Linked DNA regions of Mus musculus: region 1 is linked to region 2. The links are chromatin loops, found by intact Hi-C in ENCODE. Cell type or tissue: heart. All regions are shown on one strand. Links, peaks and the distances in the headings refer to the core of each region. The heading gives the core; the rest is flanking DNA.

Region 1 (10,934 bases), core at 2,792-7,791, 110 kb before region 2:
AGGAATTTCTTATTAAGGAGTTGAGAAACTCCTCACTAAAAACTCTAAGACACCCAGAACAGAGATAGAAGACAGTGCTGAAGAGAGGAGGGTGTCTTAGTTAGGGTTTTATTTCGGAGACACCTCGACCACAGCAACTCTTATAAAGGAAAACATTTCATTGGGGCTGCCTTACAGTTTCAGAGGTTTAGTTCATTATCAATATGTCGGGAAGCATGGTGGCATGCAGGCAGACATGGCGCTGCTGGAGCCAAGAGTTCTGTGTCTTGGCCCGAAGACAGCCAAAGGAAACTGAAATTTCACACTGGGTGGAGCTTGAACATAGGAAATCTCAAAGCTCACTTCAACAGTAATGCACTTCCTCTAGGCCACACCTACTCCAGCAAGGCCACACCCACTCCAACAAGGCCACACCTACTTCAACAGGACCACACCTACTCCAACAAGGCCACACCTCCTAACAGCGCCACTCCCTATGGGACTAGCATTCAAATTCATGAGTCTATGGGAGTCAAACCACCAGAGGAGCAGCCAATGCTCTTGGATTGGAAGCCTAGGGTTGTTAAGGGATCAGTGCCAGCCTAGGGACCTACAGATGCAGGCAGTCCTACCAAGAGGTGAATGGTTTCATCTAGAAACAGAAAAAGTCATCGTAAAATCCACTGGGAAGACCAAGACATTCCAAATCTTGAAAAAGGAAAGGGCTGGCACCTTACGCATCTTGATTTTAAAGCAACAAAGTTACAGTAAACAGGATGACTGTGGGTTTCCATAACAACACCCAAGGCTAAACCAGCATAGAGAGCCAGGAGTAAAGCCAGCTCAGAGCGGGAAAGTACTGGAAACTGGAAGTCCACAAACATAATTACCTCAGAAGGCGTCAAAATCCTAAGTGCTGTCAACCAAAAGTATAAAAAGTCTTTGAAGGAATTGGCAGTGGGGAGTTCATGGTATTAGATTCCAGTGAATTTTTGGACACGTTGTTAAATATTGTAGATAATAAAAGACAAACTAGGTAAACTGTGCTATGTCACCCTTAAAACCTCAGTGTGTGTGAGGGTGCACAGTCGTCAGAATGGGCAGCCTACAGAGGAGAGGGAAATATTTGCAAATGACAAGCCTGATAACAGATTGATATCTTGACCATATGAACTCCTACACATGCACAACAGCGAAACAACTTCATTTAAATATATAGAAGACTCAAGTGGACATTTCTCAGAATATACACTAATGACCCATAGGCCCAAGCATACAGGCTCAGCATCACTAATCATTAATGATGCAAATGAAAACTACCTCGAGATTACACGCAAACCAGTGTTGCTGACGGAAGAGGACGGGGACTTGTGTGCTGTTGGTAGGAACAGCAGATGGTACAAGAACTTTAACAACCATATGGAGGTACCTCACAGAGTTTAGAGTGGATTTACTCCATTCCACGTCAGGGCACCCATCTGAAAGATTCTAGACCACTGAGGTGCACACGTGAAAATGGTTAGTTAGGATGGGGCTGGCACGGTGGCTCAGGAGATGACACATGCTAGAAGAAAAGGTCTGGTTCCTGTAGGTGGGTCCTCTGTTTCATGGCGTGGTATGTGTGTGTGTGTGGGGGGGGGGGGGCACAGACCCAGGTAAATGTAATAAAGAATAGATTTTGTGTTACGTGTCATATTTCAGCCCAGTTGTAAAATATGTTTTTAGTGAACTGTTTCATCCATGGTTATTTTATTTCTAGAATGGGTTCTTTCTTTTTTTTTTTTCCCCCCGAGACAGGGTTTCTCTGTGTAGCCCTGGCTGTCCTGGAACTCACTCTGTAGACTAGGCTGGCCTCGAACTCAGAAATCCGCCTGCCTCTGCCTCCCGAGTGCTGGGATTAAAGGCATGCGCCACCAAGCCCGGCTTAGAATGGGTTCTTAAAGTAAAATTACTAAGCAAAGCCTCTCGGTGCCTGTTGCCTGACTGTTTTCTAAGCCAGTGAGCAGTCGATAGCTCTGTTGTCAAAGCTCTGGCACAACGCAGTTACTGTTCTCTGTATCATTAGAGTTGGGTGGATAAGATGGCTCAGTGGGCAAAAGTGCTGCTGTCACCCCTAGGCTCTGACCCCTGGGACCGACATAGCAGGAAAGGGGAACTGACTCTTGAACTGTTCTCTGACCCTCACATTTGTCCCTTGACATGTGTGCACTAAATAAATACAGACATTTGTAAAAAAAATTATCATTGCCCTAATAGATAAAAACACTCTGCCTTGCAGTTTCTGATTGTTCATAGTTTTGTTTTTTTACACAAACTTGATCATTTAAATCCTAAGGGCTTAATGTTTTTCTAATAAATTTTATTAATCTGTATTTATATTTTCTTTGGTTGGAGGGAGATGTGGAAAAGGTCAGGGTTATTTGAATTGGTCTTAATTCTGGTGAGTGGGTATTGGTGGCACACGCCTTTAATCCCAGCACTCAGGAGGCAGAAGCAGGCAGATCTCTTGAGACCAGGCCAGTCTGGTACACAGAGTGAGTTTCAGGACAGCCAGGGCTACTCAAAGCCTACCTGGAAAAGCAAAAACCAACAGAGTAGATTCTTGTGAGACACAGAGTAACTGTTTTCAGATCTGCTCAGGGTCCATCAGGCGCTGGCCTATAGCTGTAGGGTTGATCCCTCATCCTGTCTGAAGATCCCTCTTCTTGTAAAAGCTGTGGGGTTGGAGAAGTCGTGGCTTGTCTTGGTTTGCTTGTCTCATTCCCAGCGGGTTTTTTGGTGCGAGGAAGGGCTTGAGTTGACTGTTTGCGAATCACTTACGTGCTGTCTTCTGGGGACTGTTCATATGATTCCCCCCATCCGTCGACTTGGTTTATTCTTCATGGTCTGAGAGCGTTTGTTGGTGTTGGGTCACTGCTCCTGTCCCCTGCTCTCCTGTGATGTATGTCTCTTTTTGTATAGGCTTACTGTGTAGTCTGTCCTGAGTTCCTCCTGCCTCAGCTGGATGCTGAGAGTATGGTGTGCCTGCCTTATATCTAGTGCGGCATGTTTTATAGTCTTAGAAGTCTTTAAAAACTACTTTGTATGCCTAAGGTTTCCAAGAGTATGGGAGAAATCACTAATAAGGTTTGAAATCCTTTGATGTAAGATCATTAGGAAAAATACATCAAAAAGTGTCTTCGCTCTTTTGCCTTTGAATTTGTCTATGTTATATAAAGCTGTTAGGCATCTCCTCTCCTGCCTGTCTGTATTCCAGTTCATGAGCATAGCTCTAGTGTATGCTAGCCCCCATCTCACCTCGGATGACATAGGAAATTATTGGCAGGCAGAAGTGTCTGCTTGTGGCCCCTTAGCCCCTTCCCACATTGCTGTTTGTGTCTGCTGAGTCCCTCTGGATCACTCCTCACTCAGGGGGTGACTTGAGGGAAGTGACGTTTGCCCTCAGCACCACCTGCAGGTCTTGAGAGGCAGTGGGGGCGGGGAGGTTGTAGGGATGGAGTTAGTTGAGAAACTCCTGGAGACAAGTGGGCAGGCAGAATCTCATTTACATTACCTTGCTATCCAAGCAGCAGCTGCTCCAGTCGCCCACAACTGCAGTGCAGAGAACACCATCAGGCGTCTTCCACTTGAGTGTTAGAGAGAGTACACTAGGACTGAGGTCACTCGCCTGGCATGCCCTGCCCCCATGCTCTGCTGAGCTGTAGAATCCCGCAGCATCTTTGGCTCTGAAGGAAAGAGGAGAGGGATTCAGATAGACTTTTTTCTTCCTGTTGAACTACCTTAGCAGCTACTGAGAAGGTAAGATCCGTTCTTGTTGGTGAATGGCTGTAAGTGTTCGTTCATTCACTGCAGTGTATCAGGCTAGACCCACAGACGTCATGGAGCCGTGTGTCAGACGTGTCTGGGAGTTAAAGGCGTTTATTTGTCCCGTTCTTGAATTGAGCATTATAAAGTGGCACAGCATAATTCCAGAGATGTTTCTCCGAAGGGAAGACTTTTCCTGAAAAGTCCTGAAAGCGGTCTCCTCCCACTCTCACTGCCTCCCTGCAGACCGGCAGCAGGCATTATCTTGCCAGCATCCTGACAGTGCTCTGACTCCGAAAGGCTCTCTTCTCTGAGAATAGTTTTTTATGTTAATTCTTTTTTGTTTTAAAAATATGAATAGTAGTATAATAAATGAATAGAAAAAACCTCTTAATTAATTTAAAGAAAGCATAACTTAAGGAATCTAACATAATAACATTTTTAAACTACAAAAAATAGAATGGGCCAGACAGACAGCTTAGTGAGTAAAGGCATTTGCCGCCAATTCTGAAGATCCAAGTTTGATTCCTGGGACCAAGGGTGGAAAGAAAGAACTGTTTCCCACAGGTTGTCCTCTGACCTCCACATGAGCTGTGGAGACACACACACACACACCTGACATTGTGTTTTCTTCTCATGCCCCCGCCTCTGTTTTGTGCCTTTTAAAGGTTTTCATAGCTGTGGAGTAGACACACCTTCGTCTGTAGCACTTCCTGACTATTAACTATTAAGCAGCTCCTCCACAGATTTTTAACCCTCATTTTTCTGGGCTGGGGGAGGAAACAAGGTCTCAGGAAGAAGCCGGTGTCCGATTATAGATCCCTCAGTTGCCCTGGTGATAGTAAGGAGGCTGAGCACAAGGCAGAGCCCAGACCGGTTGGTCGGTCGGTTGGAGCTTTTAGTATTTAAATAGATAACCCCTTGCTTCCTGGAAACTGGGGTGCCAGCATGCTCTGCTCAGGCTGGAAGTCTAGCAATGGCAGAGGTTTGCCTAGTGAGCACCAGGCCCTAGGCTCACCCCCTAGTTCTGTTTTAAAAAAAAGGAGAAAAAAACCCTAAATGAATAAAATAAGAGCTGAGAGGTAGAGGGCACAGGACAGGTTGGCGTACGGCACCACTGAACTGGGGGGAACCAGTTTGGGGAACGGTAGATCTTGGAGACGGAGCGTGCCTGTGTTCCTTTCTTCTGGCCGCTCTTGGCGTCATTTATGTGCTCTCTGACGGGGCTGCGGCCCCCGGTGCCACCCTCTAAGAGCTGGGATTCTTACCTAAAAGTTAGTGAGAAATGAAGACTCTGGAAAGCCGGAAAATGCCCAGGTTTTTAATGCACACACACTGACAGCCAAACAGAACGCTCTTTCCGCTTGCAGGCTTTTTTTTTTTTTTTTCCCCCAGTGTCATTTTAAGTTGCAGCTTCTGGCCAATCAGCGAGCTCCATGCCTAGTGACATCACGAAGCAGCCAGTTCCCTCCAGCTGCAGAGAGCTTCAGTTTGTCTTTTTTTTTTTTTAAACTAAAATGGAGGCTGGTTTCTTGCCTTAAGGAGTACAGCGCCCTTCCCGCTGGAGCCTAGATGTTGACATGTAATAAAGCGGGCAGCGGGATGGTGGTGGATGCGGCCAGCTCCAACGGGCCTTTCCAGCCCGTGGCCCTTCTCCACATTCGAGGTGAGTTATTGTGTGTTCTACTGACCGGAACCTTCCGTGGGTAGTTAATAAATGGCTATTGTGCTTTGGATGGGAAAAGCAGGAAGTCTAACCAGCAGAGTCCCCTTCACGTTGACGGGACTGCGCCTGGGCAGGCCAGGGGTGTCACCTCCAATCGGTGGGCATTTTACACATTACTTACGGGGCCTGAGGCTCAGGAGGCCTTGCACGCAGAGTTCAAAGCTGGTTTTTCTGCTTTCTCGCTGCTCTCCCATCCCCCTTTCGAGGCTGTGCTGATGTCAAAGGATGTGAAGTCACTGCCCGGGGAAGGAAAGGGGCGGGCCAGCCGGGCCCGGCTAAGTTGTCTGTTCACTGAGTTTGAGTTACCTTGGTGTTAGTGTTGGGTAATACTGCAAGGGTTTTGCCTCGGTCACAGCTCTGAATTAAGGATGAACTGCAGGCAGAGAATGTGCAGAATTGATGAGAGGAGAACTTCATTTTGGAAGATGTGTGCTCTAGCCATGCAGCCTGAAGGGAGCTAGGCTCCTGCGTGAACCCCTGAGATCTGCCGGGGTTCTGGTTGTTAAATGCTAGGCTCTTAGCTTTACAGTGGTTGCCTGTGCTTTGCATTGACAAAGGCGTTGTTAAGATTTAAAAGGGCAACAAGTTTTCAGTGTGCATGTAGGTCACGGGAATGGCTGGCCTGTCGGAAGCAAATGTGTAGCTTTTTCTCCAGCCTCCTTGAACTGCTGTAGAAGTTGGCTTCCACAGTGGTTAAATGTAAGATGGCCAGAAGAAGCAAAGGGTGACCACAGGTGCCTCGGCTGCAGAACCCAGCAGCAGTATGTATGTTGATTCTGAGCCATTGGCTAATGAGCAGTGACTTGACTGGATTGCAGGTACAAGTCCTATATTAATACATGTAAGGAGGTCCCTTATGGGTATTTTTTTTTAATTTTTAAGTTTTTATGTATGTGTATATTTTGCGTGTGTGTATGTATGTATGTGGACCACATGCATGTCTGCTGGTGCCCAGAGAGTCAGAAGAAGGCTTCCTGTCCTCCAGAACTGGACTCAGGGATGCTCATGAACCAGCACGCAGGTGCTCGGAACTGAGGCCAGCTCCTCCCCAACAGCAACAAGTGCTCCTCACCACTGAGCCACGTCGGCAACCTCAACAACCCCTTTGGTTTGTGAGCCTGCTGGTGCTTATTAGACACCTGATACTCTACTTCTTCTTGGAATTATGAATTTGTTCAAAAATAGAATCATTTGGTTTTACATTTTATAAATAGAATGATTAATTTATGGGAGGCCCTGTTCCACACTTTACCGTGCCCATCACAGAGCGTCCTCCCTGAGCTGCTCAGTGTCTAACTGTCAAGGAAGGTGCCGCGCCTGGTCCTCAAGGTTTTCAGAAAGAAACCTGTAGCCACCTAAAAATGGCTTGTAATGCAAACGGCTGGAATAGCTCCTAATTTTAAGTCTCAAGGAATACTTGATTTCCTCATGAAGACTTCTTAAAGCAGACATGTTAATGTTATTGTTCTAATGACCTGGCTGTGTGAGCCAAGTGCTGAAGGTCATTTAAAATGACTAAAATACAGCCTCTTCCCCCAGAGTCCCCTGCTGGAGAGGGACAGAGGACAGACAGGAAGAGACACCTGTGGGCAGGGAGCCCTGGGGAGCACAGGAACTGGGGTGCTGGGAAGGAAGGAAGAAGACGCAGGAGAGGGTGGCCCTCCATCCTACGCCTCCTTGAGGCAGAGGGATCTTTCACTCCAAAGGGAATACAGCCTGCCCAAGACCACATAGCCCTCAAATGGTAGGACTAGAGTCCAAGTCTAGGAAGCTGTTTTATCTTGTTTGCAATCTTTATAAGTCACTTTTGGAGAGAAATTGTGGCTGTTGGCCGAACGTCTTGCAAGAGGATTACAGTTTGCTCCCCATTGCCTGGTCAGGGCTTTAGTTCAATGGCCCTGTTTTGCATGACAGTTGTATACCCAGAGTTCATTTCTTATTCATTTTGCATACCTTGTGTTTGGCAAGTTTGACAGCCACACTCTAGGCTGATCCTGACTTGGTCCTTGAGCAGATGCAGTGGCCTGCTTTCCCCGTGGGTGGGGGCACTGGGATAGGGGCAGTCAAGTCGCAGTGAGTGCTGCTGCTCACCTGACGTTTGCTCCCAGTTAGTTCGGTAGCTGGTGATGCTGACAGTGATTAATGTGGCGAATTCACCATTCCCAAAAGTTCAAGTTCAAGTGTCAAGGGAAGACGGTTTAACCAGTGCAGGCCTGACTGCCTTCGGGGAGAGCGATGGCTGTAAATTTAGCTTGATGACACAGCTCCTGCACTCACAGGCTGTCCAAGAGAGCAGTCTCCCAAGATGGAAACACACTTTGTGATGTCCACTCTACTAGCCCGTGGCCACATGTGACCATCTAGCACTTAAAACTCTTTATCTTAGATAAGTGTCAGCCAGGGTTATCAAATTGGACAGCAAAGGTCTAGTCTGGAATTGGCACTCTTTCAACTAAAGTCCAGACTGTAAATATTTTTGGCCCTGAGCAAAAGCAGCTACAGCGGTAAATGAAGAGGCCTGCCTGTCGACCCACAAAGTCTTATTTACACATGCAGGGAGCAGGCTGGGTCTGCTCATGGGTTCCGGCCTCCAGACCTGTTCTTGCTACTGCTGCTTGTCTGAGCTTCTGTGAAGACCATGGATCACTCCTGCCCTCCGTGGAGGACCCATCTCAGAGCTAGGCTTCAGGCAGAGACAGCTCAGCCAGGAAGATGCCAGCCACCAGAGAAGGAAGCAGGACAGGCAGTCTAGAACCTCTTCCTGTTGACCTGTATTCAGGGCCATCAGAAAGCCTTGCACCTGATAACCTTGTGCTGATTCATTTCTTAGAAACTTCCTGGGTGACAGTGGGAACACCCAGCTCGCAGCAGGAGAGCTGGTGGTCCTTTTTAAAGTAGCCTCTTTGTCCTAGGAAGTGGGGTTTAATGAAGAGAGCCCCTCTCTGTGGCAGATCCTCGCTGGGTCATGGGTTGGTGGACATTCACTCTGCCAGTAAGAACTTAAACCAGGCAGGAAGCAAGTGAAGTGGATGAGCCCTGTCCTCCATTTCCTAGCACGACAGTGTGACCGTGACTGCGCAGTGTGGGTGGGAGGGGGCACTCAGGACGGGCCTGAGGTAGATGCTGCGTGAGCAGACCAGGGCCCACTGCTACCCACATTCTCCAAACAGGGAAGGGAAGCTGCCCGCCTGCCCGAGTGAGACTGTAAAGGACGCCCTCTCTGGTTGCCATGAGCTGTCTGTCACTCACCCTCTGAGTGGCAGAGTTTAGGAATGACCAGTACACTCTTCCTGTGCATGTGTGTGCCCTGTGGCAGGCATCCTGGAGAAGGTGCACTCACACTTGCATGCCTGCATGTGTGCGTGCGTGCGTGCGTGTGTGCTGCAGGAATTAGTTCTGCCCTTGGAGTTGGGGAGGCTACTCACATGGTTGCTTTATAGTAGAAGCCATTTCTGGTTTATTTTTTCACTGAGACATGTTAATTGTGTAGAAGAATAAGAGGGAAAGCTGAGGAAAGAATGAGAGAAGCTTGGCAGGTAGTAATCACATGGCACCCATGGCACCCATGAAGCCCAGGGTTCAGTCCCCAGCTTCTCATGGAGCACTCTGGCAGTGGAGGCAGGAAGAAGAGAAGCTCTCTCAGGACAACAGCCCCGGCTCTGGAAAATCTGGGTTAGGTGTCTGGGGAGGGCTGGATGGGGTGTTTGGACCTAGGAAGAGAATTGGCGGCAAGGGCGAGGCTGGAGTGCCTGTGAGTCCTCACCCCACGTTGATTTGTTCCATGTTTGTCCCGCAGTGCCGTGCTGGCTCAAGGAGCACCGGCTCACTCACTCGTTCTCGCTCTCTCTCACTCTTGCTCTCCGTGCTCCAGCCTGCTGGGGAGCAGCTATCCTGCGGTGTCTGTCTGAACCTCAGTCCACCCAGCCTGGGGGCCAACTATGTGGGTACTGCCTCGGTTATGTGGGTACTGCCTCGGCTGTTTGTCCCAGCGCAGAGGCAGCATTGTCTTGTTAGTTTCAGGACCAAGGCCACATCCACCTGTTCCACTTTTCCTTTTGAGTCCTTCCAGTGCCAAAAGACATTATTCCTCCTCCCCCCACCCTTTGGAGAGAACAGGGAGCGAGCGCCCTCTGCAGGATTACAGAAATGCAATGAGTCTAAGACAGTCAGAGCCCAGCACAGCTCCTGTCACAGAATCACGAGGTGAGGGGACAGTCCCCTCGTATCCCTACATGCTCACTGTCTCCTGCACATAGGACTTTGTGTCTTGTGATGCCTGGGGAGCAGCAGTTGTTTCTTACCTGAGAGAGTAGGGCTTGCTGTGGGTTATACACTTTTTGTTTGTTTGTTTGTTTGTTTGTTTGTTTGTTTGTTTGTTTTTCGTACACATTTTAAGATTTTTGTATATGTGTGTCTGTGTGAGTATGTGCATATGAGTGCTGGAGCCCCAGGAGACCACAAGAGGGCACCGGACCTTCCGTTCCTGGATTTACAGGTAGTGTGAGCCACTAGACAATGGTGCTAGGACAGACTCAGATCCTCTACAAGAGCAGACATGCGTTTAATGACAGAGCCCTCCCTCCAGCCCAGAGCTGTTTGTTAAACCACGTGATGCTATGTACTCCTAGCCCTCTGGAAGGTTAAGGCAGGTAGGATTATGCTAAGATCAGGGCCAGTCTGAGGTGCATCGTCACTTTAAGGTCAGCCTGGGCTATGTAGCAAAAACAAACCAGTCATGCTCAAGAGATGGCTCCACAGGTAAAGGAGCCGCCGAGTCTGGCAACTCAACTTCAGTCCTTGGATTCACACAGTGAAAGGAGAGAACCAGTTCCCACAAGTTGTCCTCTGACCTTTGTACATAGGCCACACACACACACACACACACACATACACACACACACATACACACACACACACACCCATACACACACACACACATACACACATACACATACACACACACACACACACACACACACACATACACACACTCACTCTTAAATTTTTTGTAATGTAATTTTGAAAACGTTTTAAAGTCTTCCTTTTTAAGTTTGACAAGACCAAAGCAAGCAAAGTCACTACATACTGAGCAGATAGAAGACTGGTTTTATTTTAGGTTCGTGAATTATCCATAAATCAAAAAATGGTTCTAGTTTAAGAATGCAGGCTAAAGTGTAATGGTTAGACGCAATGAGTAAATGCAGATCAGCTTCTTGTTTGTGAAAATACCAAGCTCAGGGGCCCAACAAGATGCGCAGAGGGAGGGGCTGATGATCTGAGTTTTGTCTCAGCAACCCGTGTGCCGAAGCAGAGAATGGAATCTTGAAACTTGTCCTCTGCCCTCTGACATATGTGCACACATGTTCCGAAATATATTTAAAATGTTATTTTAAAATATCTACAAAATGAAGCTGTGTTGGAGTGG
Region 2 (10,934 bases), core at 2,922-7,921:
AACTGCAGTGAGCCTGTTCTCACGAGCAACCTTATCTGCAACCCAGAGCTGTGGAAGTCTGGCTTAAAAGACTCATAGGTTCTGGAAGTCCCCATGCACCCTTAGGCATAAGATACTCCTAGAACGCCTTAGCAAGCTGAGGCAATCGAATATTATCTGTATTAGGGTTTAGGGCAGCAGCTGAAGAGCCATGGTACAATCAACAGGCAGATGCCCAGGCTGAGGAAATGGGCTTGGCTTGGGTGTCAGCTGCCTTCTGCTCACCTCTGGCCTTCAGCACGGGCAGGAGTGTGCGGAGGCTCACCTGGAGGACTGTACCCCTGGGAAGCTCATTTGTGTCTTCACGGTTAGTTACATATAGTCTGGTCTTAGTATCCATCCCTTCCAGGAGCAGAGCTGACACTAAACCGCCGCCATCCCACCACCACCACCCAGACCATATTATCAGCATGGTATACCCATCATGGCCCTGGTCCCCAAAAGAACAAAAAGCATTCTTAATTAGGCAGGATAACCATGGCATAGCTGCTACCTTTGAGAGCTGGAGACAAAAGCCAGTCCCCTTTGGGGAAAAGTTAACCTGTCTCCCAGCAGCTCACAAGAGGAACAGAGTGCAGGGAGGTCTGTGAACTTGGTCCACGAGTGACAGAGTAGTGCACCACCGGTCTCATTGGCCGTATGCACACTGTCTTGACCTGAAGCTCTTCTCACTATACAGCCCCAGGCAAAGAATCCAGAGCCTGTGGTCAGCTTTGCAGCCCATCTGAGAATGTGGAAACCTCTAGAAATGAGACTGAATGGCTACTGAGGAGGGCTGAAGGGCACAGCCCCAGACAGCGCTGTCCTAGCCCAGAAGGAAACAGGCACCTGAATGGGCAGAAGTGCTTGTGAACAGGGCTGATGACCTGACTTCAGTCCCTACCTACATCCTACACTGTGGCTGGAGAGAAACCAACTCATGCAAATTGCCCTGTGACCCCAACATGCATGTGAAACACAGACCACACACACATACACACACCTATGCTCATACAGACAAAATCATTAACCTTTACAAATTTTAAATTACCCATTCCAGGGCTGGAGTGGTGGCTTACTGAGTATTGGCTGTTCTTCCAGAAGACCTGGGTTTGATTCCCAGCACCCACATGGTGGCTCACAGCTATCAATAACTGCAGTTGTGATGCTCTCTTCCGACCTCCACAGCCACCAAAACACACACACACACACACACACACGAAGGGAAGGAGCAGGCAAAATACCCATACACATAAAAGTCGAATGTTAAAATGATGCAGTTCATGGTGTTTTACTATGGACTGCGACAGACTGGTTGGGGGGGGGGGTTGAGGAACTGTTCCACATGAAGAATGGACTCTCACCTCAGGGAACTGAACACTAACATTAAAGAAACTGGCACAGTGGGTGAAACTGACCCCAAGGGCTATGAACAGAGCTGAGCTGGTTCCCATTGAGAAGGTGGAGGGAGTGGCTGAGTTAGGATGTAGGAGCAGCTGATTTGTGGGCTCTGTGGAATTATACTGGGGAAAAGGCAACTGTTCGTGCATCTGTTTTAGAAGTTAAGGTGAAGCCGGGCGTGGTGGCGCACGCCTTTAATCCCAACACTCGGGAGGCAGAGGCCAGCCTGGTCTACAGAGTTCCAGGACAGCCAGGGCTATACAGAGAAACCCTGTCTCGAAAAAACAAACAAAAAAAAACCACCAACAACAAAAAAGTTAAGGTGACAAACTCCACACGCAGACATAGGGCCAAGAGCGTGTGGCCATGTAGCAGGGTAACCCAGGTGCTGCTGCAGTGGCACAGAGGTCAGCAGCAAGTGCCTGAAAACCAAGAGTGAGGACCCAGGCAACACGGGAATGTGCGAAGCAGTGTGGAGGGGAACAAGGAAAGGGGATTTCACATCTTACTAGAGATGCCTGTGTGTTTAGCAGGAAATGGTCTATGTGGTAGAGATGCCTGTGTGTCTAGCAGGAAACGGTCTATGTAGAGTTTGCTAATGTTACCAGAGAAGTCAGTGTCAAAACCTGGGCCCTAAGCAGCCTTAAAAAGCTAGGCTTGCCCGCTCATTTTCAGTAGGATAGATAGTTAAAGAGACTTGTTGGGAAAAGCAGACGAGATTAAATTCAATGTGGTCACATTAGGAAGCAAACAAATGAGCTCTGCTGACTCCCGAACCGTCAAGTCTACCTTTGGAGTACTAACTGGAAGGCGAGATTTAGAGAGAAGACAAGAGGTATGTATAAACTAAGCAATCCTGGTTAACTCTAGTCCCACACATCATTGGCAAAACTCCAGTGTGGTCTGTAAGGTGGTCTCAAGTTGAAACTGTGTAAAGTCTCTTCCTAAGAGACAAGTTCCTCCTCTGGCTAGCACCTACTTATCATTAACTGTCAGCTTGGTACATCTCAGAGTCACTTGAGAAACGAGCGTACATTGGGCAACTGTCATTATTGGTTGTTCTGTAAATCCGTCTGTGAAGAGTTGGCCTGATTGGGAACTGAAGGTTAAAGGGACCACCGCATGGCCAGGTGGCTCTGGGTTAAAAGTGAGTTAGTTCGAGGCTGGCCTTGTCCTCAGAACAAGTTCTAGGACCTGTCCTCACCTCCCCCCGGAAAAAAAAAAAAAAAGCCTAAATAAAAACTTTAAAGCAAGTTAGTGACCCACCAAGCAGGTATCTTCTATGGCTTTCTCGCTAGGCTTCTGCTCTGATTTCCCTTCATGAAGGGATACAAGACTTAAACTCAGAACATCAGTACAATTCTTACAAGGGTTGGCCTTGAGCGGGGACATGGGGAGCTGGTCCACTGAAATAGAAGGGAAGCTTTTTAAAAATATATGATTTATTATTATTTCTGAGTATACCATAGCTGTCTTCAGACACACCAGAAGAATGCATCAGATCCCATTACAGATGGTTGTGAGACACCACGTGGTTGCTGGGAATTAAACTCAGGACCTCTGGAAAAGCAGTCACTGTTCTTAACCACTGAGCCATCTCTCCAGCCTGCAGAAGGGAGTTTGTTTGTTTTGCTGTTGTCTTTAAAGATGGTGGGAGATTTGAGCTTTCTGAGCAACTTAGTTAAAAGATGAGGTCATGAATTACAAATGAAAGCAATGGCATTCTCTCCCAGTTTCAGGAGTATGGAAGATCCCAGCCCTCCCAACAACAGTATACCACCCCCCTAAGGAAAGAGGTTTTTCTTTAAATGGTGAGTGACAAGGGCCTCATCTTCCATGGGATGCCACCTGCCACAGGTGACAGCCTGGAGTCTACAGAAAGTAGCTGCATTTCTGTTTCCTGTGACAGGCTCTCTCTACACCATGAGAAGGCATCAAACGGGATACACTGCATTAAACTACACTGCTCTGCAGAACTATGGCTGCAGGAAGCACCACTGGCTTAGGCGATGGTACTCCACCGCTTCCCAGCTGGCTGGCTGCACGTAGCTGGAGGGCAAGGAGCTGGCTGAAAGTAGACACCCATAACAGAAATTCTACCTCCACCTACATGCCAAAAGAGACATAGGCATGCCGTGTAGGTGTGAGGAATATTCCCGAGGAGGATGCAAAGCCAGCAGAGGCAGGTAAGCAGGGGCTCCCACTGGCAGTGTCGCCATCCTATGCAGATCTCAGGGCCACAAGTCAATGCTTCTGGAAGGACAGGAAAGTAACCCCAGTAGCAGGTGAGGAAGGGTGGGTCACTTCAGTTTACTGTTGGTGGCTTGCAGATTTGTAGGACCCTTAAAAATGCAACTGAAAGTTTTAAAAGGTAAGTGTTGAAAACATTTTGAGACAGTCTTACCAAAAATCCTACTACCCAGCCCCCTGAATGCTGGCATTAGAAACACGTTCCACCCTGCAGGGTGTCATGTATTTTGACTCTGCAATTCTGCTTCAAAAATTTAGCCATCAGCAAAATTCACCTAGTCTGAGCAGTAAGGCCAGCTACTCCCGGCCGCACTGTTTTCCATGCTGAAAAACAGAAACCAGGAATTATCCTCACCTGCCTGAAGTGTTGCTAGATGCAAATGTGAGCAGAGAAGTGAGAAAACCCCAGCACACGCTCTCACTCCTTAAGATTTTATTTTTTTAAATGTGTTTGTTTCTGTATGTGGATTTGTACATATGAGTGCAAGTGCCCACGGAAGCAAGAGGGTGTTCGGTCCCCTGGGGCTAGGGTTATAAATAGTCTGTCCCTAACGTGGGACTCTAAACTCGGATTGTCCGGAAGAACTGTACATGGACCTAACTGCTGAGCGGTCTCCATAAAATATGGCCAAATTGAAACTAGAAAGGTTCTGGCACTCATTCCAAATTCGAATTCATCCTCACCCCAGGACTAACTTTTCCTGCCGGCCCAACACCTTCTTCTCAAACATTCCACACTGCAGCCAAGAGGGAGCTTGCAAAAACATCCCTCCAACCAGTCACCCCAGGATAGCCCGTGAGCCCTCTACAAGCAATGTCCCTATTACCCTACTTATCGCTGTACCTTCAGTCTGGCACCGTGTGGGACACTCAAAACTGCGTCTGATGGACGCAATGTACAGATAAATGTGGGATCAGCGAGAACAGCAAGATCCAAGTGGAGAGGCAATCAAATGTGGGTACGTGTGTGTAAGGTGGACGTGCTGACATACGCCTTCCATGCCAGCACTGGAAAGGTGGAGGCAGGAGCATCAGAGTTGGGACTCAGCACGGCTACCCGGCATCCAAACCAAAGAGCAAGCGGATGGCAGCAGGTACCCCGTAGGAATGAGACAAAGCGCATGCAGAAAACGGAGAAGAGTTCAAAGTCAACAGGATATCAGCTCAGCACAGCTGCACCAGAACACGGCAGCAGGACAAGGGCGGCCCCGGGAAGGTCTCTGCCATCTCGGCAGGGCGGAGATCTCCGCAAGGCGCAGCCTCCACGGCGCACGTGACTGGATGAGTCACCGCGCCAGGAAGCCGCACGAAACCTCGGTTCGGCAGCTCGAACGCAGGCTGACTTAGGACAAGGCAGCGACGTCTAGAGGAAGCCGCAGAGGGGGCCGCGTCCCTTGGCGGGAGGGGAGTGAGGGCCGCGGACGGCCCGGACCCAAGCTTAGACGCTTGGCCCACGGCACACAGGACAGGGAGACCGACTACCTTCACCTAAACGCTGGCGCAGGGAAATGACGCAGCGCATCGACCAATCGGGAAGTGTCTGACTCTGAATCTCGCGATATTCACGGGAGGAAAATGAGCCAATCGCAATGCCCCTTCTTCCAGGCCGCGGTGATTGGCTTGAGGACTCACATGATCGTTCGAGGCCACACGTGACCGCTCCCCTGGCGACACGTGATCGACCTGCCACTCTGCAGAAGTGGCTTCTGGACAGCGGCAAACAGGCGTCCGTGGAACTGAACGGCAGGTCCTGGGTTACAGCCCCGTCACTTTCCACTTGATAGGCGGGGTTGGTGACCAGGGTCCCATGTGACCCCCGTCATGGAACCCCGAGACGCGACCGTAGCGTGGATAGGACAGGGCCAACCTGTCCCCTGTAGCAGCTCTGAGAACTGAAGTAGGTGGGAGGCTGGGGATGCCGAGAGATTAACGAAAGAAACCAGTAAGCAGGGTCAGGAAACTCGTCCCACCTAAGTGGCGTGTACCGGACACGTGGTAACGTAAAGAGGTAGAGGTGCTTGCTATGTAAATAACTATGGAGGACCAGAACTCACATAGATGAGGACTTTGAGCACCCCGTCTTTCCCACTACCACTCACTGGGTGCCTCTTTCTTTCCTTCTTTCTCTAATTTACTCATAAGACAGGGTCTCGCCTTGGCTAGCCTTATTGTCTGTCTGTCTGTCTGTCTATAAAACAGAGTCTCTTCTTGGCTGACCTGGAACTCACTGTGTAGACCCTAAACTCAAGAGATGTCCCTGCCTCTGCCCTAAGAATAAAGGCGTGCACTTCCTGGCTTGACTTCTGTCTCCCTCTCTCCTTTCTTTGTAGTAAACTGCCTGTCTCCGACTCTGTCCCTGAGTCTTACTGTTCTAGGGCTCAAAAATCTGGAAATTTGTGCTGATTCCCTCCAGGGTCATAGCCATGCCTGTTCCAAGGAAGCCCTAGCGATGTCTGTTTCCCACTGCTTCCTGCCCAAGATACTGGTAACCCTGGAAGGTAGCCCTGGTGTGGGGGTGCTGTCAGAAGCATGGACACAATTCTCTCTCTCCATGATGTTAGAATTTCCTGAATAATAAATTGGCAGTCTGCATCCCTTGTATTGATGTAATTTGTTGAGTAGTTTTGTTCTCACTCTCTTAATAAATAATAACTCTTGGGTCACACATTACACCTCACAATGCAATGTAAATTACAGAATGGCTATTCAAGGTTAGAGTTCACAGAGGCCTTCCTGGAGGCAGAGGCAGATAGCTGCTACAACATTTGCTGGTTTGGTTTGCTTGGTTTTGTTCATTTGATTTTCCAAGATAGGGTTTCTGTGTAGCTTTGGCTGTCCTGGAATTCATTCTAGACCAGGCTAGCCTCAAATCCACAGAGACCTACCTGCCTCTGCCTCCCAAGTGTTGGGGTTAAGGGACTATACCACCACCATCTGGCACAAATACAGTATTTAGGGATTAAGGAGTCCAAGTGGATAGCTGTTGGGGGCATGGAGCTCAGAACCTGAGAGATCAGGGATCTAGGCCGCAGGTGTAGTGTTCAGGTGTAAGACAGGTATAGCTTCAAGTAGATAGGTGGATTGTCAGCCGTTCACGCACGTAGGAGGTGACGGGCCGGGCTGAAGCCCTAGGTAAAGTTCAGAGGTCTCTGCTTCAGCGGGTGGTCATCACGATGTCAGGCACCCTCCTTACAGGGTCCATGTTCGGGTGTTGTGCCTCGTGGCGGCCCTCCATTGGTCAGTGCATTTGACCAGTTTGAAACCCGGTTTTTCTGCTGTTTTTATTCAGCCCATATGCTCATGTTTTCGTGTGCTTTGATAAGCCTGGAGAATGCTGGCATTTTACCTTTAGGAATAAAGTTGGTATTAGTGTGTGTCTATGGTGATGTAGGTGGAGGTTTATGGTATTATTAGGTAGTACTGGGCAGGAAGTGGTCTCTGGGTGCATGACAAGGTCAGGGTCACCCCGTCTCTGCATTTGCACTCCTCATGGAGTTAAGTCATGCTTGTGACTTGGAGTCACATTGTGAGTACTCTGGGAAGCAGCTTGTGGGTCCTGGGGAGCAACCTCAAGTTGTCTGGTTCACTTTAAGATTACGTAAATTGCATCACACACACATACACCCAAAACATCCCATGAGCCCCTCTTTGTTCTCTTTCAAATTCATGGCCTCTTATTTCATTAGTTGTTATTACATGCATATAGGTATAAATACACACAGTCCTGAATATAACCTGCTTATGTTAGCCATATGTACGTTTTCAGGGCTTTGGATAAACAGTTTGTTATTTGATAGAAAACAAACGCTTGTCTAGGGAAGACTGTCTCCCACTCCCAGCATTCCCTAGTTGCCTGTAGTTCTTTGTGTAGGATTAAGGCCACTCACCTGAGCACAGACTTTCTACCCTCTCTTCTACAATGTCCCCTGAGCCGTGGATACAGGGTGTTGTGTACCATTGGGTTCCACAATTCTGCATTTGGATTAGATGTGACTCTTTTGTAATGATCCCCATCTCTTGTAAAAAGAAGTTCCTGAGGACGGGTGAGGGCCACAGTTACGTGTGGATATGAGGACAAATGCTTAGATTGGTATGAACTATGTTGTTTTAGTAAAGTAGTGGTTGTAGGTTCTCCACAATCCAAGATCAATAGCATTTAATAGGTAGGTTTCCAGCACATAGCATATTCTCCATCTCGTTGAGTGGATCTTAGATCCATTTAGAGAGTTATGAGTAACTGCCAAGTTATGTGTGCCACTGCTGCACCCTGAGGGTTATCACGCCATGCTGGTCATTGCTGTGGTCCATAGGCATCAGAGCTAAGTAGATCTGTTGCTCGCCTCCCTCCTTTGGAAGTGTATGTGGTGCCTTTGGGTACCGTGGAAACAAGTACTCTGGGAGGAGGCTGTCAGGTCTGTTCCAGCTCAGGAGCTTCTGGACCCTGGTTTTGGAGTGTGTGGCATGTCTAGCAATAGGGTAAGCTTGTTGGTTTTGTTTTATAGATTTTTTATGTGTTCTTTTTGGGGGAGGCAGGGGTGATCTCACGTAGGCAAGACCAGGTGATGTAGCTAGGAATGACCTTGAACTTGTCATCCTCTGCAAGAACCATCCTAGTGCTGGCTTCAGAAACACGCAGGAAAAAAAAAAAAGAAAGAAAAAAACACGCAGGATCATGTGGTGCTGGGCTGAAGCTGAAAATCTCATGCACTTACGGGAAGCTGAGTTGCACTGCATGATTCTATTGAAGTAGATTAAGATTTTAAAAGAGACCAATTATTAGATAGTGATTTATTGGCTTACTCGATGATTTGCTGTTTGTACAACCTGTTAGCCAAGAGTGACTTCATGTGCTACCTGAAGCAGAAAAGCCCTGGAGAGATACCTGAAATGATGGGTTGTTGCCCTTAGCAACCTGCTGACTGCCACATAACCTTCTGCAAAATCTTACTTGCCTGCCCACCCCACCTTGTGGTTTTTGGTTTTTTTTTTTTGGTTTTTTGAGACAGGGTTTCTCTGTATAGTCTTGGCTGTCCTGGAACTCACTTTGTAGACCAGGCTGGCCTCGAACTCAGAAATCCGCCTGCCTCTGCCTCCCAAGTGCTGGGATTAAAGGCGTGCGCCACCATGCCCGGCTCCACCTTGTGGTTTTACAGTATGAAATGAGAATATAAACTAGACCCAGAAGGAGGCTTTTCACGGTCAGAAACCATCCTGGTTTCAGTCCACTAGTGACATCTTTCACTGTCACTGGTCTTGGAGTGCTTATTTTAGGAAAAATTCCTGCAACATTTTTGGAGGCCCAGTGAGATCTCACTCCAACCCCAGTTGGCCCACAGAGGCTTCTGTCCCTGGGCCTCTTAGCCCACTGAAAGTCTCTGGAAATGGAAAGAACACAGTCTGGACTGGATCCCAAGGACCTCTCAGTGACTAAAGGGACTGTGAAATGCAGGACCAGAGCCTCTGACTGGAAAAGGATGAGACTAGGTTGGATGTCCAGACCAGGTAAGGACCCTGGGGATAGGCAAGAAGCACCAGTTGTGGGCTTGACCACTCTGCAGGAGATTGCAGCCCATCCAAAGCCGCGATGGGACACTGAGGACGTGACACTAGGCTCCACATAAAAGCCTCAAAAGGATACTGATGCATTCGTACTGGCCTCCAGAGAAATAGACAGACTAGAAATGTTTTAGAATAATCTATTTTACGTGCATTAGTGTTTTGCTTACATATATATGAAGGTGTCAGATCTCTAGAACTAGAGCCACAGACAGCAGTGAGCTGCCGTGTAGGTGCTGAGAACCGAGCCTGGGTCTTCTGGAAAGGCAGCTAGCATCACCAGTCGCCTAACCATCTCTCCTGCCCCACATACTAGCACTTTAAGCTTGGAATGTATAACTTGGAAATGCACGATGAATGTGTAGGTGCTTGTAATGGCCCCCTAGCCCTGTGGCGGTGGGATCTGACTGGGCTTCAACCTGCGGTTCCTCTGAGGTCTTTCATCTGAACGGACAGGCAAGTCTCATGAGAAAAAATTAGTAAGCACAGAGTTATATCTTCAGCCCTAAAGTAAGACGTCTTAAGTCACAGTGAGGTGGAGGGAAGGCAGGTGAAGCAGGCACCTGTCTGAGGAAAAAGCTGGTCTTTGCCGCACCACCCTATGTACCTACCACACAGGTGAGGTACACCCGAAACTCCTGTTTATGAAACGCTCTGGTCTTGGGGTCTGCATGGCCCTTATGTGAGACCTGTTCAGTCCTGTGAAGACACCAAGGAAGCACCCCTGTTAACACAGAGAACGAAAGCTTGCACTACATGGTGCCAAGGCAGGCAGTTATAAGACCACCTCATCCTGACCAAGGGAAATGCCGGGTCACCCCTTCATCCAAGACCATGGCAACTGTATCATCCAGCCACATAACGTACCTGAAGAGGAGGGAGTGCCCTCCATGACTGGAGAGATTTTATTATAAAGGACTTTCTCCTCACCGTCAGCCTTGAAGAATGAGCCACTTCCCAATTCAGATATGGGACTTTTTACTGATGGGAGCCAAAGTTTACAACGGGGAATATCCTTCTCAGCAGCAGCCTCAAAGGTGAAAGATTTGGAGAAAGGAGGCTCCTTACCTCAGTGGGAAAAGAAATTAAAAACAGACCAAACTCTCTAGGGGGAGGGACTGTAGCAATGGTGCTCTTCTCTCAACAATCAACAGAGCTAGAACCTTATTATACCAGCATACATTTCCTTTCTACCTTGGGTTTGTGTAAGCAAGAGTTCTTCCTGCAGGTGGTTCTCGTAAGTGGGATCCTTGCAGGCTTCTGAGGACAGTATTTGCATTGATGATTATTGATGGATGACTAGTAAACAGCAGCATTGCACTACATCAATCAGTCATCTAAAGAGAATTTGAGGTTTCCACAGTAAACCTTAGCTGCTCATGTATCTTACATTTGGGGTCACTGGGAAGTTTTGGAAAGCAGAGTTTTCATATTCATCTTTTATTTAATTTTCCTTTTCTGTGAAATGGAGAGCATCAGCCATTCCCATATTATATTTGAAAGAAAGCATTTAACAAAACCTTCGGGATATTTATTTGCCTTTAACACTAACTATGTAAAATTGATGTGTTCTCTGAGGTGTAGGAGGTAATTGTGTTAAGTGCCTCAGAGAGCATGCAGCTTGACAATACAAATGAAAATGGTTGCTGGGATAGTAGACTAACACTTTCAATAAAAACATGACATACTTAAGAAAATAACCAACAGAG

The links. Peaks named below come from ENCODE experiments on the same cell type or tissue, not always from the same donor. Only the 100,000 strongest peaks of a DNase experiment are listed, where the experiment ranks them.
Region 1: a loop joins it to region 2, with 5 times the contacts of the local background. A loop is called at or near these places in 2 of 42 quality-filtered maps.

The regions. Positions count from the first base shown.
Region 1 is chr12:110,480,504-110,491,437 of GRCm38, forward strand. All of the region lies in intron 3 of Ppp2r5c (protein phosphatase 2, regulatory subunit B', gamma), which reads left to right. Gm19605 (predicted gene, 19605) reads right to left here and starts at 5,133. Exons shown (of 6, transcript NR_168658.1): 1 at 5,052-5,133; 2 at 3,533-3,704. In heart, for the core only: no CTCF peak of the experiment used is centred there; DNase peaks (open chromatin) are centred at 5,218 and 5,618; H3K4me3 peaks cover 4,297 bases; H3K27ac peaks cover 3,834 bases.
Region 2 is chr12:110,586,422-110,597,355 of GRCm38, forward strand. It overlaps B930059L03Rik (RIKEN cDNA B930059L03 gene), which reads left to right and starts at 4,953. Exons shown (of 1, transcript NR_033340.1): 1 at 4,953-6,258. Gm35558 (a long non-coding RNA gene) reads right to left here. Exons shown (of 2, transcript XR_381950.4): 2 at 10,187-10,934. In heart, for the core only: no CTCF peak of the experiment used is centred there; a DNase peak (open chromatin) is centred at 5,260; H3K4me3 peaks cover 2,431 bases; H3K27ac peaks cover 2,135 bases.